Regions from separate parts of the Homo sapiens genome. Here region 1 is linked to region 2. A link is an interaction called in ENCODE POLR2A ChIA-PET data of the cell type or tissue named here. Cell type or tissue: OCI-LY7. All regions are shown on one strand. Links, peaks and the distances in the headings refer to the core of each region. The heading gives the core; the rest is flanking DNA.

The links. ChIA-PET counts read pairs that join two places held together with the same protein. Peaks named below come from ENCODE experiments on the same cell type or tissue, not always from the same donor. Only the 100,000 strongest peaks of a DNase experiment are listed, where the experiment ranks them.
Region 1: POLR2A ChIA-PET joins it to region 2 with 5 read pairs; 2 of 35 experiments call an interaction of 5 or more read pairs at or near these places.

The regions. Positions count from the first base shown.
Region 1 is chr16:57,681,983-57,687,348 of GRCh38, forward strand. It overlaps ADGRG3 (adhesion G protein-coupled receptor G3), which reads left to right. Exons shown (of 12, transcript NM_170776.5): 9 at 1,950-2,230; 10 at 2,408-2,501; 11 at 3,661-3,944. Among named protein-coding and RNA genes, the nearest start is that of DRC7, 10 kb to the right of the region's middle. In OCI-LY7, for the core only: no CTCF peak of the experiment used is centred there; no DNase peak of the experiment used is centred there.
Region 2 is chr16:57,762,381-57,767,746 of GRCh38, forward strand. It overlaps KIFC3 (kinesin family member C3), which reads right to left. Exons shown (of 20, transcript NM_001130100.2): 10 at 4,494-4,605; 11 at 3,079-3,260; 12 at 1,763-1,867. Among named protein-coding and RNA genes, the nearest start is that of MIR6772, 7.3 kb to the right of the region's middle. In OCI-LY7, for the core only: no CTCF peak of the experiment used is centred there; a DNase peak (open chromatin) is centred at 2,671.

The sequences.
Region 1 (5,366 bases), core at 3-5,002, 81 kb before region 2:
CCCATGCCTGTCTGGGTCACTGTGGTCAAGAGCTGGAATACACAGATTGGCCGGCCAGGCCATGTGTCTGCTCTTGGGTTTGAGCTAACAAAGAACCCCTGGCCCCTGACTTATGAGAGTGGGGACGGGCGTTCCTTAGGGAAACCTGGGGCTGTGTCCAGAAGAGGTGGGAGTGAGTGCAGGACAGGCAGAAACAGCAGAGAGCACTGCAGCCTGGGCCCAGGCCATGGCTGAGGGACCCACAGGATCTGCCAGCTTGAAGGAGCCTAGGGGAGCTGCCAGTGCTCCAGCTTGTCCTGTCCCCTGCCTCCTGGGGGTCCCTGGGGGTGGCCTAAAGCAGCCCTTGGGTCTCCTGCCCCCGCATCCAGGGCCGTCCCTCCGCCCTCTCCACGTGCCTCTGTGTCAGCATTTGGCCCTAGGCTGCAGCCCCAACTAGGCCCACCCAATCCATCACAGACCAACCCATGAGTGTAAATGGTGCCCCTCACCCCCACCCTCCAAGCCCTGGCCTAGGACATGGTCCCCATCCCCAACAAGCCGAGTGTGACTTGCCAGCTGGCCGCATTGCTGGACCCTGTGAGCGGGGCTTGGAGCGCCAGGAGAAATTACCACCAGCTCCCCAGGGTGGGGCCTGGCATCTCAGGTGAGGTGGACATGATCCCAGATGCTCCTCCAGGAAGCCCCCGGCTCCCCTCCCTCGGCTGAGAGCCCTTTTGGATCTGGTTTGCTAAGAATTCAGAGTGGGGGCTCCAGAGAGAGGGAGGTGAGCCTGGTGAGTCACTGGACAGGGAGTCTGGAGCCCAGGGTTGGAGCCCCTGCCCTGCTCTGTGACCCCATAAGGCTCCCGTCCCTCTCTAAGCCTCACTCTCCTACTGCATTTTCGGCTTCATGCATCCACCCATCTGTCCATCCACTTCACCAATGGATCCCTGGTCCCACCACTGTTAGGCCTGAAGTTCACAGCATGGGAAAGACCCGAGGAGAGAGAGGATGGGGAGTTACACTATGCTGCTGGGAAATGTCCAGTTCAGCTCAGGCTAAGGGGCATTCAGAGATGGCCTCCCCAGAAGGAAACCTCCAAGGGGCATTTGAAAGGCAGAAGAAGAGGAGTCAGGCAAAGAAGGTGGGAGGAGCTGGGGAGCAGGGAAAGGCATTGAGAACAGTGGGAAGAGCTGACCTCTGCGAAATGAGATCAGCCTCACCTTGGTATAGTTTGGGTCATTCCAGGTGTTTTTTTTCTTCTCTTCCCAAGGCTGCCTAATCTCTAGCCAGTGTCTGGCTTTTGACTGATAGGTGTGTTGCTCAGTTACTTTGGGCCCGTGTACGTTTGTGTGTCACCTCCATCCCATAATTTTAAGTACATGCATGATATGCAGCCCATATGCATGAACCTTAAGTAGCTAATTATCATACAGGGTTATGTGAAAGAAACTTTTTCTCTCTAATGTAAATGCCCATCTCTGAAGAGCTGCCCCTTACTGGTTTGGTCCGGATCTTGCCGGCCACGGGGTCCCTTTTTTATGTCACTTTTGTCTTGCCTGCTGAACCTCTGCTTTTCATCTCACTTCTTGCTCACCCGTCCCATTCACCGTGCTTCTATTCTCTGCTTTTACTTATTCTGCCCTTTATCCAACTTTTAATTCCCTTTGCTATTCTCCTGCCTCATTTTCTGGCCTCATTTTCCCTATTATCCTGCCTCACATTGATCAAGGGATGAGGCTGGCAGGATCCGGAACCCACAGGGCCCCGTGGGCCATGAGAGGCTCCTGGACTTGAACCTCAGGACACTCCCACTCTGGCTGCCGGCAGGGATGGAAGCTGGATGAGCAGGCAGGAGCTGGCAGTGGGGGTGGAGAGCCATAGGCTATTGGGGTGGACAGGCTTGGGTGCCTCATGGGAGCTCCCCATGGGAGCTGTGGCCCCTTGGGGCCTCTTATTTCTCACCCCAGGCTTTCCCGGGAGAGGTTCAAGTCAGAAGATGCCCCAAAGATCCACGTGGCCCTGGGTGGCAGCCTGTTCCTCCTGAATCTGGCCTTCTTGGTCAATGTGGGGAGTGGCTCAAAGGGGTCTGATGCTGCCTGCTGGGCCCGGGGGGCTGTCTTCCACTACTTCCTGCTCTGTGCCTTCACCTGGATGGGCCTTGAAGCCTTCCACCTCTACCTGCTCGCTGTCAGGGTCTTCAACACCTACTTCGGGCACTACTTCCTGAAGCTGAGCCTGGTGGGCTGGGGTAGGTGCTGCCTGGATGGACAGAATAAACGGCCGGCCCTGAGGGTGCAGAGGGAAATAGCCTTGGGGAGAGAGAGGAGGGGTTCCCAGAGCTGGAGGGATGGCCATCTGGAGGGGACGTGGAGGAGGAAGTGCCAGTAAGCCCCAGTGGTGTCATGCCATTTCCCCTTGTGCCCAGGCCTGCCCGCCCTGATGGTCATCGGCACTGGGAGTGCCAACAGCTACGGCCTCTACACCATCCGTGATAGGGAGAACCGCACCTCTCTGGAGCTGTGAGTGGCGGCTGTGGGAGCAGGGGTGATGCCAGCTCCCCGGCTACACATATTGGGGCTGGAGAGAGGTGGGGAGAGGAGGGATTTCTAGGAAAATCTAGACCAAATATGTCAAGACCAGAAGAATCCTCAGATCCAGCTAGCTCATGGCACAGAGAAGTAAACTGAAGCCTAGAGAGAGAGAGGGGAAGTGAAATGAGAGAGGGGGCCTGAGAAAGGAGAGGGAGAACTGGACCAGGAGGCAGGATGCCTTACTTGAGCCTGGGCCAACACGAGCCCACATGGCACCTTGAGGCAAAGTAAAGAAGGTCACCCCGTCCGCATGCGGGGTGCGCAGCCTGGAGAGTGGAGGGTGTGTTGGATTTCAGCCCCCACCTGCTGCCCAGCCAGGTGTCCTTGTTCAGGCCACCACCTGCCCAGTGATTCACAGTAGCCCTGGGTCTAGTCTGGGCTCTGCCCTGCCTGCTATGTGTGTGATCTTGGCAGGCCCGATCTCTCCCAGGGCCTCAGTCTCCTCATCTGCACCATGGGGGAACTGATCAACATGCTCTTTGAGGCCCTTTGCCCCTGCAGTGCAGAGGGCAGTGGAGCTGAGTTCAGTTTCTAGACTCACACCTTGGGATCCATGGGGCACCCACCACTGGGCCCATGGCTCTGTGCTAAGAGGAGCTGGTGAGGCCTTGGACCTGTCCCCAGGCCTCAAAAGCAGGGGCCCCAGGAGCTGGAGGGGTCACAAAGGTGCAGGCAGTGGGCCAGGTGGGGACTGCAGCGGACTGGCAGTCACAAGCCCATCTAATTAGCGGTCAGTTACTATCCTTCAGGAGGGCATCCACAGAGCTGCCAGGTGTATGATTTTATAGGAGAAGCAGAAATCTAGGTGTTTATACCAAAGCTTCTGATTTTAAAGGCGGCCACTAATTCCGTTTTTTTCACAATGTAATATGGGGCAAATGAAACATGTCTTTGAGGTCACTTTGGCATTAAAGAGACACCAGACTGGAGCCAGGTGACGGCCCCTCCCACAGCGGGAGAGCCAGGGATTGATGGGTGGAAATGGGAGAGGCACCTTCACAGACAGAAAAGCTCAGCCAGGGGACTTCCTGGGTTTGCTGGCCAGAGGTACCACTCCCAGTCCCACCACAGCTGCCCCCTCCTCCAGATGCTGGTTCCGTGAAGGGACAACCATGTACGCCCTCTATATCACCGTCCACGGCTACTTCCTCATCACCTTCCTCTTTGGCATGGTGGTCCTGGCCCTGGTGGTCTGGAAGATCTTCACCCTGTCCCGTGCTACAGCGGTCAAGGAGCGGGGGAAGAACCGGAAGAAGGTGCTCACCCTGCTGGGCCTCTCGAGCCTGGTGGGTGTGACATGGGGGTTGGCCATCTTCACCCCGTTGGGCCTCTCCACCGTCTACATCTTTGCACTTTTCAACTCCTTGCAAGGTGAGGCCCCTGCACCAGGGAGGTGATGGGCTGTGTTGTCTGTCCCAGGAGGTATTGGGAGGTGGGGAAGAGGGTGGTTTGCAAGACACAGGACTCTGTTCAGGCTAGCTGAAGTCAAGGATGTTGATTTCAAATACTCAGAGCAAGGATCCAGGGCAGCAAAGTTTGGCTGCTGTATTAGTCCGTTTGTGTTACTAGAATACAAAGGAATACTCGAGACTGGGTAATTTATAAAGAAAATGGGGTTAATTGGCTCATGGTTCTGCAGGCTTTAGACAAAGCACAACACCAGTATCTGCTCCTGGTGAGGCCTCAGGAAGCTTCCAATCATGGTGGAAGATAAAGGGGAGCCAGCGTATCACATGGCGAGAGTGGGAGCAAGGGAGTGGGGAGGCACCATGCCGTTTTAAACAGCGAGATCTCGCATGAACTCCAAGTGAGCACTCACTCATCACCAAGGGGATAGTGCTAAGCCATGCATGAGGATCCGCTCCAAGGATCCAATCTCCTCCCCTCAGGCCCCACCTCCAACATTGGGAATCACATTTGGACATGAGATTTGGAAGCAACAAACATCCCAGACATATCAGCTGCCTTCATGGGAGCTGCTACCAGAATCAGAAAAAGCCACCCAAACCAAAGCAGATACGTTCTCTATCTTTTTCCTGGAGCTATGGAGTCTCTCACCTAGTGTCTGTGGAAACTCCTTCATTCTCTCTCCACTTACCCTTTACTACCCATGGCCCCAAATTGTTACCCAACATGGCTGCCGTAACCCTACCTGACCTTGCAAGTTGGGTGTCCATCGTCCATCTCTGGTCCAATCAGCTGCGACCAGAAGGGCAGAATCATGTGATATGATGTCCACATGACATGGATGGGATCTCCAGGGATCTATGGAGGTAGGAAGGAAATGCTTGCTGTATTTGTTACTGGCCCCCGCAGGGCCCTTCCTCTGAGATCCCAGCAAAGGGGTAAGAGCAGTCCATGTGCTATGGTTTATATGTGTTCTCTTTGCTCCTTACATCCACAGCCCAGAGAGGCATCACAGTCTGACTGTGAGAGAAACAGCCAAGACAGGAGTGACGAGACTCAACCTGTTCAGGGAAGTCACTAGAAACCCAGGCGTCCTAGATGCAGCGGGTATAAGCCCCCAAGACCAGGACTGGCTCCCAGCGCCCCATGAGAGATGTGTGGCTTAGTGGCTAGGGCCAGGCAGCCCTGGGTCCAAATCCTAGCCCCATCCCTGACCCAGCAAGTCACTCAGCTCCTTCCGTCCTCATTCATCGCGAAATTGGGATAATCCCGTACTTATCTCACCAGCTTTTTTTTTTTTTTAATTGAGATGGAGTCTTGCTCTGTCACCCAGGCTGGAGTGCAGTGGCACGATCTCAGCTCACTGCGACCTCCACCTCCTGGGTT
Region 2 (5,366 bases), core at 244-5,243:
CAAAGCTCTTACCTACCTGCCACTGTCCCCCAAAATGCCCTCCACCAGCTGCGGGCAACTGCACCTCTATTTCCCCACCATTAAAATGGCATCGCCCTGCCAGGACTACCCTGAGACTTATAGTGCAGCACTGGGATGAGGGGCCTGGCCCAGACCCCACACAGGGCAGCTGAGGGCCAGATGCATGCCTGGCCCTGTGGGGCCACCTGGGAGGGGCACTGGAAATGAATGACCCCGCCACTGCCCAGAAAGGCGCTCAGTCTCAGGGAGGCTGAGACCTGGGCTCTGTGGGTGGTAGAGAGGAGGCACAAGGAGGAGCGGGCCAGTGTCCTGGGGAAGGACGGGTGGGCCGGCCTTTCTAGAAGGAAACCTGGAGTCCCCACCCGGGACCTCGAGGCCCTGGGAGCCTGGCCCTCACCCCTCTTCTGATAGCACCTCTCACTCACTCTCTATTCCGGCCACAGGGGCCTCCTGGCTGGGCCTCAGGTGCCCCTGGCATGCTCTGGCCTCTTGGCCTCAGCCCTGCAGCTCCCTCTGCCCCGGGTACTCCTCTGACCGCCCCTTGGCCGGCTCCGTCATCTCCCTCAGGGAGGCTGCTCCCAAGATGCCCCCTCAGGGAGGCTGCTCCTTCGCCCAGCACCCCCAAATGCCCTGTCCCTCCCCCTAGTCAGTTCCGCATTCCTGGCTTTATTTTTCTCCCTGGCCTGACAGGACACTTGCTGATTTGTGTAGACCCTGCTGTCTCCCCACAGCCAGGTTGGCCCTGTGGGGAGGGCCCTCTGTGGGGGCAGGGACTGTTTGGGTCACAGCTGTGCCTGGCACGATGCCTGATACACCTTATGCATCAGCAGATACACTTGAGGATGAACGCTCTGATGTTCCTGGTGGTCACCTCAACACTAAGCAATCCCAAAGCAGAGCGGGGAGCCCAGAGGATGCCGCACACATCCCCTTCCTCCTCCTGCCTGGCCTGGCCTGCCCCCACTAACTAGTCTCACCAGTCCCAGAATCGAGGGAACAGCAGAGTCCAGATGGGAAATAAGAGGGCCGCCCAGCAGGCCTGGCTAGCCCCTTCCCCTGTCCAGACGCCACACCACCTGGCCTCCTCCTGACCTAGGGAATCAATCCCACAGCACCCCTCAGAGCCAGGGCTAGCTTTCCACTGCCCTCTGCCCACAGTCAAGATCCTTCCTAGTCTCAACGCCCCTCTCCCTGGCCTGCCACCTGCTCCACCACACCTGGGAGGGTGCCGGTGACGAGCAGGGAGAGGAAGCCTTGGCCTGGCCCCAGGGACCACCGGCAAGAGCTGGGCTCCCCACAACAGCCTTCATATGCCAGTCTTGCCCTGGGATCTCCTTGAGGACTGAGACCCGCCACTCATCCCAGATCCCCCAGGCCCGGCCCAAGGCAGCGGTAAAGCAGGAGTGTGCAGTGCACACTCAAGGTGAAATGCAGCCCTGGTCCTGAGAGAGGTCGGTGGCCTGCCCCAGACTCTGTCCCCAAGCCGAGATCCCTGTGATGATAGTCCCCCCTTGCCTCTCTCCCAGTCCTGCTGGGCCCATTGTGGGTGCCCTTGGGCAAGGGGGCCCCCTCTTAAGGCCTGGTGCCTCAGGGCTAACACAGATAACTACAGCCTCTGCTCCTGGGTTGTGAGGACCAAATGAGGCAAAACACACACTGCACAATACCCCAAGACCAATGAGGGAGCCCGCATTCCCTTCATGCTTCACTGTGAACCCCCACCCCATTGGGCAGCACCCACCTCCATCGTGTACGTCTTGCCGGCGCCCGTCTGGCCGTACGCAAAGATGCAGACATTGAAGCCATCAATGCAAGAGGTGACCAGGGCCTGCACCTCCTGGAACACCTGGGAGGGTGGTGGGAGGGAGGCTGGTGGGGGGGCTTCCAGGGCCGCTGGGACCACCAGCTACAAGTCCAGCCACCTCCCCAACCATGCTGTCCTTCAGCAACACCACATCACGTGTTACTGCAGTCACTCAGCTCACAATGATTCGTGACTCATGAGTCATACATTAGACAGTAGTGGGCAACCGGGCCGCCCAAAGACTGCAGGGAAGACAGGCCAGTGCCTGCTGCCCTTCCCCCAGCTCCTCCTGCTCTCTCTCAAAGAGTGCTCAGCACAAGGAAGGTGGAGGCCAGCACATGCCTGGGGCCTCTCTGGCCTGGGCCTGCCTGCCAGCCATCAGAGGATGGGGGCAAAGATAGAACCAGACATGAGAACAGGAGGGCACAGGCCTGGCAGGGCTGGCAGGTTGGTCTGGGCAGAGATAAGGGAAGAGTGGACACTGAGAACACATGGTTCTCATACAGCCTCAGGGGGTTGGGGGATTCCTAGGAAGGCCCAGGGGACTGATACAGGAGGGTATTCCCGGATGGGGAAGATGGGCAGGGTCATGAAGATGGATGGGGCCATGTGGGTGGCCATGGGGGTGGGAGGGGCTGTGATGGTGGGAGGGGCCTGAAAGTGGGTGAGGCCACATGGTGGGAAGATGGGAGGGGCCTGAGGGTGGGTGGGGCCATGCAGATGGGAGGAGCCACAGCATGAGGGTGGGATGGGCTGTGATGGTAGGAGGGGCCTTGGGAGTGGGCAGGGCCATGCAGTGGAAGGGGCCACCTGAATGGGAGGACCCAAAGCCATGGTGGTGGGAGGGGCTGTGGGTGAGGCCATGTGGTGGAAGGGGCTGTGGATATAGGAGGGGCCACATGGTGGGAGGAGCCACAGCTGAGAGAATGGAATGAGTTACGATAGTGGGAAGGGCCTCAAGGGTGGGCGGGGCCACACGGTAGAAGGGGCCTTGGGGACGGGAGGAACCACAGCCATGGGAGGGGATGGGCTGTGTCTGGATCTCTCCTTCCTAAGGAGGCTTTCAAGGGCTTCAGTCTTAACTTCCCACCCTCTTCTGTCCTCCAGAGGAAGGAGCAGGACCCTGGCTCCCCACTTCTGATTCCTGCACCCCCCACTCTTAACGCTTCTTCCTGCCCAGCGCCCCCGCTCCCTGTGAGTCCATCTTTCCCTCTCTCCCTTGCTTTCCCTTTCCCGCATGGGGCCACACTCACGTCCTGCTGCGAGGCCTGTGGGGAGAAGACCTTGTCCAGCTCGAAGGACACAGGCTTGCCCTTGTGCAGCAGGTGGATGATGGAGTCGTCGTCGGCATCGAAAGTCACAGCATTGGTGGCCTCAGGTCCTTCCCCATCCTCTTTGGTGACTGGCCGGACACGAGCAATCACTCGGATGTTCCCTGGATTGGTTGGGGATGGGGAAATGGGTCCAGGCCATGTCAAGACCAGTCTCCATTCTGGTCCACTGGTGTCCCAGGCAGACTAGTTGACCTAGGAGTCCCCTGACTTTTAAGCACAGCCCCCTAGGGGAAGGGGGCCCACAAAGCTGTTATCCGTCATTCACACTATAGTATGAATTCACTTAGTACATTTCTTCTTGAACAGACCAGTTGACTGGGGTGGAGCTCTGCCTTGGGGATGGGGAGGAAAGGTCAGTTGTGGGGCTCAAGCACTGCACCCCGTCAGGGTGAGACACCAGAACGGACACTCTTTTTCTCCCTGGACTTCAGTTTCTTCATCCAGACAATGAGGGGCTTGGGCCCCAATGAGCAAAGAGCCTTGTCCTGAATGGCAGGACAGGGCTTAGGAATCAGATGGGCATATAGGCCCAGGCAGCAGGTGATGACTGGTGGTGTATCTGAGGGCCCAGATAGTGGGGCAGCCACAGGGGTATCTGGCAGCATGAGCTGGTCATGCCGCCATCTACTTCCAGCCTTTGTTGGGATCCCTGTGCTCTTGGAATGAAGAGGAAACACCCCCCACTGCCAGCATGGCCCACCTGCCCTCCCTTTTCACCCATCCGTTCCAGCTCACTGTCCAGGTCTCAGCTCTAACTTTGCCTTCTCTGGGAAGCCCCTCAACACACTTGCCTGTCCCATACCCAGGAAAGCCTGTCTCAGCCCTGGAAGGGGGCAGGGTTGGGGTTCCCTGACAATCATCATTGTTGATTCTCACACTAAAGTGTGCACCGGGAGGCAGTCTGTGGGGCCACGACCATAGCCTCGGGCTGGAACGGCACCTGGCACAGAGCAGGCACTCTAGAGCTCCATGCAGTGAATGGTGGAGTCTCAAGCTTGACCAGGCCCCAGGTCAGAATAAGCGGCTTTCCAGCTGCCACCAACCCAATGCTGCAACACCACACCCCTCGGCTACCCAGGGCCTGGGGAGTCACCTGCCCAGGCACTGGGGCCAGGGCTTCTGAGCTGGACAGACTCAAGTTCAAATCCAAGGCAGACCATTTAATATCCATGTGGCTTTGAGCAAGTTCCCTGCCTTCTCTGTGCCTCTGTTTCCTTATCTACAGAGATAGGATTAGAATAGTGCCTCAATGGTGGGGTGAGCTCCAAGCATGACTGCCAAGCCAGGTCGAGGACCCCGAGGCCAGCGCCCACCCCCAGCCCTCCTGCAGTCACCTTTCAGCCGCACGAGCTCATTGTGGCACTTCTTACGCAGCTGCAGCTCGCGGCGGTACTTGCGCAGCAGCTCCTGGTTGTTGCTGTTGACCTCCTCGATGGCCTGGCCTATCTGGTGGGGGGTGCACACCACTGTCAGGGGGACGGCTCCATCAGCCTTACCGGCCTGACTGCCCACCCCTGAGGGGTGCTCACTGCCTCCTGCCCCTGGCTGAGTACCTGACACACGCTGTCACATGTCAGACTGTCCCAATCACCCCTCTGGGTAGGTACTGCTACCATCCCCATTTTACAGATGATGAAACTGAGCCGCAGACACTAAGCTGACAGCTTGAGGCTGCTCTGCTAATAAGCATAGAGCCAGGACTCAGCCCTCCACACCACAGCACTAGTGCTTGACTATGTGATTCAGCCAGACTCAAATTCCAACTCTGCCCCTGAGTAGCTGGGGACCTGAGACCACTGGCTCAATGTCTTTAAGCCTCAATTTTCTCATCTGGAAAGCAGGGATAATACCATCTAACTCATGAATCTGTAAAGATCTCCCAGTTACATTTCACAGGTAGAAAAAAGATGCAAAATCACACATACAGTATCACACTGTACACAAATCACACATCCCCTTTCTGGAGTAGAAGGGAAGTGTATACAGTGTATACAGTCTTCCCTTAGTAACCGTGGAGGATACAAAAATCCACAGATGCTCAAGCCCCTGATATAAAATGATATAGTGTTTGCCTATAACCTACACACATCCTCCCATATACTTTATTTTTTTTGAGACAGGGTCTTGCTCTGTTGCCCAGGCTGGAAGTGCAATCACAGCTCCATGGATGTGGTGGAAACTCATTGTGAGTGGTGTTATCTTGGCTC